3 separate regions of the Homo sapiens genome follow, and all the other regions are linked to region 3. A link is a contact called in ENCODE Hi-C data. All regions are on one chromosome and are shown on one strand. Each heading gives the region's core, a stretch centred on a gene start or an enhancer-like site at or near the end of the contact. The rest is flanking DNA. Distances are from core to core; before and after follow the strand shown. Region 1 overlaps LINC01934 (long intergenic non-protein coding RNA 1934). Region 2 holds the start of LINC01934 (long intergenic non-protein coding RNA 1934). Region 3 overlaps CERKL (CERK like autophagy regulator).

Region 1 (2,857 bases), core at 185-2,684, 420 kb after region 3:
CTCTGCTAGGGTAGTGGAGAAGGGAAATTTGGGGTTAGAGCCCCCACACAGAGTCCTCACTGGGGCACTGCCTAGTGAAGCTGTGAGAAGAGGGCTACCATCCTCCAGACCTCAGAATGGCAGATCCACTGACAGCTTGCACTGTGTGCCTGGAAAAGCCATAGTCACTCCTTGCCAGCCTGTGAAAGAAGCGGAGCTAGAGGGGGAGTTGTACCCTGTACAGCCACAGGGACAGAGCTGAATAAGTCCTTGGGTGCCTACCTCTTGCATCAGTGTGACCTGGATATGAGACATGGAGTCAAAGAATATCATTTTGGAACTTTAAGTTGTAATGACTGCCCTGTTGGATTTCGGACTTGCATGGGGCCTGTAGCTCCTTTGTTTTGGCCAATTTCTCCAATTTGGAATGAGTATATTCACCCAAAGTGTGTACACCCATTGTATCAGGGAAGTAACTAACTTGCTTTTGATTCTACAGGCTCATAGGCAGAAGGGACTAGCCTTGTCTCAGATGAGACTTTGGACTGTGGACTTTTGAGTTAATGCTGAAATGTGTTAAGACTTTAGGGGACTGTCGAGAAGACACAGTTGTGTTTTGAAATGTGAGGATGTGAGATTTGGGAGGGGCCAGAGGCAAAATCATATGGTTTGGCTTTGTCCCCACCCAAATCTCATCTTGAATTGTAGCTCCCATAATTCCTATATGTCATGGGAGAGACCCAGTGGGAGGTAATTGGATCATAGAGGTGGGTCTTTCCCATGCTGTTCTCATGATAGTGAATAAGTCTCATGAGATCTGATGGCTTTATAAAGGAGAGTTCCCTACATACTCTCTCTTGCCTGCTGCCATGTGAGACATGAATTTGCTCCTCCTTTGCATTCCACCATGATTGTGAGGCCTCCCCAGTCACGTGGAGCTGTGAATCAATTAAACATCTTTCTGTTATAAATTACCCAGTCTTGGTTATGTCTTTATTAGTAGTGTGAGAACATACTAATACATGTGGGGAGTTGGAGGTGGAACGGGGTAAAGAAAGTGAGACAACTCTTCCTCTTCTTCCTCCTCCTTCTCCTCTCCTCTCCCTCCTCCACCACCACATTCTACTTTCTTTTCTTCACAGTTCAAAGGACTTCTGTCCTCAGCAGTTGGGGAAAGCCAAGATACATCTTCTATAGACTATTCTCTACAATTAGCCACAGGCAGTTTGCTACTAACTGTCCCTAAAGACAGATATCTGGCGGTCTCCACTGTAAACTAAATACATTCATGTTTTTAACACAACACAAAATCATGGATATGATCTTAGTAGTTAGGAAACCCCCCTTAAGTTTGTATTAGGACACGTACGTACCCAATACTGAACCATAAACATAAGACCAACTCAGCATCAAGCTTGCCCAGACCGAAGCTGCCTAAGAAAGGGATGACAGACCTAGGGCTGAGAAATGAAACTAACTTCATCACGGTTCCAGAGGATGTGGGTAGAAATCAAAATTAGACCCTCTAAAAAGGGTATGAAGAGGTGAACTCATGCTTGGCCCATTTTAACATCCAAAAACTTTGGGATCCAAAGTAGTAGGCAGCAACAGGAGCTGCTGGCAGTGGCCATCCTGTAGATAGCCAGGTGGTAGCATCCTTTTGAAATATTTTCTTCCTTTATTAAATGATTTTACTCCCACATTCTACAAATATATGTATCTTCAATTCTACATTCCCTATATTTGGGAATTGGAACATAGGTATCTGAGGGTACAATAATAGTTTCTAATTATTTTTCCTCCTGAGAAATTCTTGGTATCTTCCTCTTTTTGCTTTCCCTATGCCCAAACCCTCTCAATTCTTAAACACTCTTCACCAATCTAAGGTTATTTTGACAGACTTGCATGCTGTAACAAGATGTTTCCTCCTCTTGTCAAACCCATGTGTTTTTCATCCTGAGCAATGGCATTTTAAAAAATTATGTTCTTCAACATTATTTGTAAGGTCAGTGTTTCACTTCCCTATTCTTCTTTCTATGCCAGAATTCACAAATGCAGAAAGAGTTTTGTTGTTGTTTTTTAAATTCCACCTGTAAATCCAACCTTTTCAGTTTCTACCTTAGAATTAAAATTTATAAGAAATACATTCTAAATCATTTTCTCAGTGGTATCATTTCTTCTCAGTATATTCACAAAAGCATGAAGAAGTTGATGGGTTGTAAGAATCTTGGTACACCTCGTGACTTACCATGGAAACTATCCAGAACAGGTGGTCTCCAAATATCACCAGGATTTTTTCTCCAGAGCTGACATCAAAAATCACTATTATTCCATAGAATGTGAAAACCTTCTGTTTCATTAAAAGACCACAGTTTATATTTTGTGAGAAGAACCTTATCAAACTCCACAAGCACAGTTTCTTCAAATTTTTCTCTGTGGCATAATATCTACCTTCACTTGCCAAGATTTTAACTCTAATTTGTTTTCATCTGTCTCCTCAAGGTAGTTTATAATTTATTTATAAGGTATTTATAGTTTATTTTGTTTCTGTGTTATGTATGCTAGCATTTTGTCTAGGAGCTCTTCATTCTTCTAAATAAACTGAAGCCAAACCAGACGTTCCTCAAGAGGTTTCTTAAAGTTTTGTTGTGTTTTCCTCTACCATGTAGTAGTAATATTTTTTGCACACCTTTAGTGTATTTGAAAGCACTCTATATTTTTAAGCCTACCTTCTCTCTCAAAAGACTATATATTCTCCCTAGAATACACTATTTATTTTCAAATACACCCATCCACTATCACCACCACTGCACCTAATACATTCATGACATCAACTAGTGATCCAACAAGTGTTTGTTGAATTATAAAATGGAAAAAA
Region 2 (2,700 bases), core at 131-2,630, 460 kb after region 3:
CAAACCCAGAAAGCTCTGTATATTAGACCCATCAGTGGGAAACCAGACAGTTTCACAGTGAAAAAAAATCTCCATCTGAGAAAAATAAAATAAAATTCTGGTATAATCTCTGGTCCAGTTACCTCTGGAGAAATAGTTGACAGGACTAGAACTGGGGACTACAAATTGGCAGTGGCCACACACAGCTATAGGACAGAATAAGTTGCTAAGAGGCCTAACATGTATCATCATGAGATAGAATTTTCTAGGTTGGAAGGAAATGGTCTTTTTAATATGCCAAAATGTTGACTTTCAACTATAATCATAATAAAGCAATTTATATCAATAAAAATACATAAAATGGGTAAAAATAAAAGCTAAAGGAACTTGTTTTAGTTATTATTGTCCAATCTTTTCTTAAAACCTCTGGTTTCATCTTCTTCCACTGACATCTTACATTCTGTGAAGGAGGAAGTAGGGGGGATGGAAACGGCTTTAAAGAAGCACAAAAGGCCTGAAGGTCAATAGGGAGGCAAATACTCAAAGAATGAGAACCGCAGATATCTAATAAAGTCTATGTTGCCTTTTCATGCAAAAGGCATAAGGAATGCTTAATCATCTAATATTTACAATGTAGGAAAAAGCTATTTCACGTTGAAATTTGTAGCATTTTTGGGTGATTATGAAACCCTCATTTAAAATAGCCATGTATCCTCTATTTAGCAAACCAAGACTACAAGAAATCTTAGACATGATATTAATACCCCAAAGTTTAAAACTCCAGATGTGAAGAAAAGCCAGAGAATGCCTGCTGTGTAATAAGGCCTATATCTCTTTGGAATCATGGATTTAATTAAGTTTCAATTTGCATCTTGGGCAAAAAGATAGACTGTTAGAATGAAACAAAAAGAAAGAGGGAAAAAGCCTTCTAAAAAACAAAGTGTCAATAAAATTTTAGTTATATTCTCTAGCCATCATTTGGCTTTTAAAATTCTGATAACATTCCCTCAAAAAACAAAGCATTTCCTTTTGTCTAGACAACATAACCTGCTTCTGTCTCAGATAGGCCACTTGGGAACCCAGGATCTGACTCATTTCCCTCACACCATATATGATTCCATATAAAACAGGGCTATATGTCCCTTCCACAGCCCAAATAGGGATCCCCAAAAGGCGGTGCTTCCTATCATTCTTGGGCCAATGTTTTCACCAAGTTCTGTTTGAAAATGTATTTGTTCCTGTTTTCTTTGCACTTACCTTGTGAGGTCTCATCTCCATGACATCTGACAGTGGCTTTGGGTGTTGCCTAAAGAGAAAGCAGCAAGCAACAGTTACAGAGGTGGTTTCCTGTGGAGCAGGCAACTTAACACAGCTAAGTTCAGGTCATTCTCTGAATACTAAAACTGAGAAGTCAACGATAGTGTAATATCAGATAGCTAAATGTTTTCACTATACCCACACATGTAGTAAAGAATTTAGGCTGCTGAATTTTCTTTAACTACAGGGTTCTGCTTTTCAAAAAAAATGTTTTCAACTTACAAAGACTTTTATAACAGACTGCCTTTTTGAGAAAGGAAAGCCTTCTTTCTTTATATTATCCAGGAACCATTATACGCATCCCATAGAATGTATTGCTGATACTTCTTAGAAGTATCTTCAGAAAAGGGTCTTATCTTATATTTATTATCTTATATTTATTTATATATTTATTATATTATATTATATGTTATATATAAATATATTATATATTTATATAATTATATATTATATATTTATATATAAATAAATATATTATATTATATATTATATAAATATTTATATTTATATATAATGTATATAATATTATTATATATTATATATATTTATTATATATATAATTAATATATAATAAAATTATATATTATATATATTTATTATATATATAATTAATATATAATAAAATTATATATTATATATAAATATATTATATATTTATATAATTATAAATTATATATTATATATAAATAAATATATTATATTATATATTATATATAAATAAATATTTGTATTTATTTATATATAATATATAAAATATTTATATATTATAAATAAATATAAGATATAAAATACCAGTAAAATGTGTTCCTAGGAGTTGAATATATGCATGCATATGGCATTTGCTTGTTTGTTCATTGATTCATTTATTCATTCAATGAATTTACTGAACATATATTGAGTTTCTCTTTTTTGTGCCCTGAGGATATAACCACAAATAAGACATAATCTCTGTCCTCAATAAGTTCATAAAATCTTATGATTTTATGGGAAATCACAAGATGGGAAAAGAAAACTGGACAAATAATTATGAATATTATGTGAGAATTACAACAATAGGAATTTATATAGAATACATTGGGCCTCAAGTGGGGAAACGGGCATTCTAATTAGCGTAAAAGAGCTGATCAAAGGAGTTGATTCTTGAACTGTGGTAAAGAATATTGTGTGGTCATTTTTCATGCAAGGAAGTGCATTCCCAGCTGGGAGTCTAGCATATTCAAAGATCCAGAGGCACAAAACAATATAGCACTTTCTGGTAACTGTAGCTAGTTCTATATTGATAGAGTGTAGAGGACTCTAAAAAGGAATAAGACTGAGATATTAGCAAAATGATTTTTAACATCAGGAGGCATTTCTTTCAGAGAACAAAAATAAATAACAAGTATATCCATGAAATACTTCTTG
Region 3 (2,769 bases), core at 71-2,570:
TACCACAAAATGATAAGTATGTGAGATAATGCATATGTAAATTGGCTCAATTTAGCCATTTCACAATGTATATATATTTCAAAACAACATGATGTACATGATAAATATACAGTTTATTTTTAATTAAAAATTTTAAACTCTCTAATTGGTCTTCAACATATAGTACACAAGTCTTTTCACGACTCTTTATAATGGAACATATGTTCTTGGAATGCTAAAAATTATTTTTTTTGGAGGCCCTGCAAATAACTAAAAATTTATCTTAAAAGCCACACCTAATTACTTACATATGATCCAGAAAGGATACTTTGAAAAAGCTTTTTAATTGATAAAATCATTAAGGTAAAACATATTCATAAAAGTGTTCTCTAATAATTTTATAATTTTCTAGTTCATGAAGGATTAAATATACAACTATCATTTGAATTGGATTTTTTATGAGGTTAATTGTATTTAAATGCTAATTATTTTAACTAATTTTGTGGTTGACTTCTATGTAGAGTAGGGAAAAAGAATTTCCTAAAGCCAGTTACGTATATCTCTTTTTAGTCTGGATTTTTAATTAGGAAAAGTGATATAGTTAAATAGGTCTACTCTATAGCATCTTCTAAAATGAGTAAAAATTCATTATATCAGGATAAAAAATGATAAAGATATATGGATGACACATTTGGCTGAATTTTTCTTCTTCGCTGTTCTCTTGCTCTCTATTTAAATAGTCTTAGCTCTTTTATCATTTAAATTCTGAAGTATTGAGGTGATTATTCCGGCAGCAGGTGATTCTGCTAATTACTGTTCAGTCAGTTTTAGCTATTAGAAACAGAGATATGTTTACATTGCTGGGCTGCATGTAAATTTAGAAGTTACATGGCTTTGTTTTTACTTTGACTTACGGCATTAAAATTATTTTCATCTGTGTATGTAAAGATCTGCATCTATAAGCTTTTGTGGATAATAAGGTGAAATTGATGCATTTTAATATAAATTGCCAATATAAAATATCTCTAACTCAGACCTCTACTGGAAAGTTGTCAAATCTTATGTAGGAAAGGCTTTTACCATCACTGTTACACATTAACTGGGCATAGTTTAATATTAATAGCTCCTGAGACTTGTGGTTAACTGAGGTTTCTATTTCCTGTGTTTGGGTTTTATCTTTGCAACAACTTGGTTGCTTTTCTGTGTAAAATAGTGGTGAATATACACAAGAGTATGACAAGGTTCTGGGCTCTTAACTTTGATGAACACCATGCCATTTCCATCATGCTGCACTCAAAACAGCACAGATGTGAGTCTGGGAGTGGCGTCCCTGCCGCTCTCATGAGCCTTTGTTTGGAGAACACCCTGATTAACCCCCACCCTTCACGGTTCATTGACTCACTGATAGATCAAGTTTAAACTAGTATATATTAGCACATTTGTTACCAACAGAGGAACAGTTGGCCATTCTGTTTTACATTGCTGGTTCATTGCAAACTGGCGTGCTAAAAAGGTCTGTACTCTAGAGTATGAATTGGGAAGTTACCAAAGGACTGAGAACCAAGTCAGTTGCATATTAATGTTGAATTATACCTATATTTTAATCTTGGATTGTCTACTTGGGGGATGCTTACACTGTTGTCAAGTTATGAATAAGTGATAATTACCACTTTGAAATTCATCTTTTTTTTTCAAGGAGTTTAGGGGATTTAGGTGTCTCAATATAGCTTTCATATTAAACAGTTTGTCATAATTGGATGAGAGCAGAGCAAGGTCATGACTACCTGATGCCTTGTGTTGGAGCATTTTAAAAATGTTTTCCAGAGAGTTATTTGTACCTAATGACTTTACATAAGTCCTTACATTATACTTTATTTCTAGGTCACCTAAAAATGTTAATTGTTTAGTCAAGAGGGTTAGGATGTGTGTCTGTTTTCTCATGAAAAAAATTAAGCTGTTCCCTTTTTATCAATTTTCTTGCAATCTAAAGGCTTTTTTTTCTTACCTTCCTAACCTAGTGACTAAGGTCATCTTATTGTTACAGTTCCTTTCATGGGAGATAGGTTTACTGCATCATTTGGCAGTTTCATAGGGTGAATTTTGTCTTGGCTTCATCTTTCCTTACTGGTTGTCATCCCCTGGGCCACCTGCTTTTTTGCATTTTCCTTTCTCTTGTGAGATGATGAAGCTCTGTGCCCCGATGGGGATGAGAGACAGCACTCTGAGTTCAAGTCTAGGATAAGGCAATGGGCTTGCTTTTCAAAACAAACTAGTGTCATACGGGCTGCTGCTTTCAGGTCCACTGTCTGATTTTATCACTGATGACTTGTTTCTGGAAGGCAAACTGATTTAAGTTCTGAGCAAAAGGGTCGGTGTTTATTTTCAATGCTACTATTAATTTAGAGTTTTAATTTAGAAAAGATTTTTTACCAGTTCTCAAATATGATTTTTCTATTGACTTTAAGTTTGTAGATATAAGGAGTAGACATGAGATAGAGACTGAATTGCTTTTTTGTTTTTAAAACTTGGCAGTAATAAGGGGTTGCTTGTTTTTTCATGCTAAATATTTTTTCTAAGGGATCTAGATACCTATCAGAAAACTTAACTTTGATAACTCTGGTTCTTTATTAAGTATTTTTGTCTTATTTTAGGAATTAATAGAAATAGTTGTAATTTTAGACTTCCTTTATAAAATACCAATTTAAAGAGAAGCTTTTTGCTTAAATGATTGTTTTGCAGTGTTGTGCTTTTGTTTTCTTTAATGCAGTTGAAATCGCAGCTTTATAACTT

What was found. Hi-C counts contacts between places; a loop is a spot of excess contacts on that map. Pooled maps may share reads with other maps.
Region 1: a loop to region 3 is called in a map with no recorded cell type, with 7 times the contacts of the local background. The contact joins two enhancer-like sites. A Hi-C loop is called at or near these places in 5 of 37 single-sample maps with no recorded cell type and 4 of 50 pooled maps.
Region 2: a loop to region 3 is called in a map with no recorded cell type, with 8 times the contacts of the local background. The contact joins the promoter of LINC01934 here to the enhancer-like site in region 3. A Hi-C loop is called at or near these places in 4 of 37 single-sample maps with no recorded cell type and 3 of 50 pooled maps.

What each region holds. Positions count from the first base shown.
Region 1 is chr2:181,163,993-181,166,849 of GRCh38, reverse strand. The region is part of intron 1 of LINC01934 (long intergenic non-protein coding RNA 1934); the gene reads right to left. Among named protein-coding and RNA genes, the nearest start is that of LINC01934, 42 kb to the right of the region's middle. Within about 2 kb of position 1,434, at least 4 of the 41 ENCODE cell types and tissues checked have a DNase peak (open chromatin) inside an H3K27ac peak, as active enhancers do.
Region 2 is chr2:181,122,517-181,125,216 of GRCh38, reverse strand. It overlaps LINC01934 (long intergenic non-protein coding RNA 1934), which reads right to left and starts at 1,380. Exons shown (of 5, transcript NR_130784.1): 1 at 1,237-1,380. RefSeq lists an enhancer at 1,014-1,113.
Region 3 is chr2:181,585,347-181,588,115 of GRCh38, reverse strand. The region is part of intron 2 of CERKL (CERK like autophagy regulator); the gene reads left to right. Among named protein-coding and RNA genes, the nearest start is that of CERKL, 70 kb to the left of the region's middle. Within about 2 kb of position 1,320, at least 2 of the 41 ENCODE cell types and tissues checked have a DNase peak (open chromatin) inside an H3K27ac peak, as active enhancers do.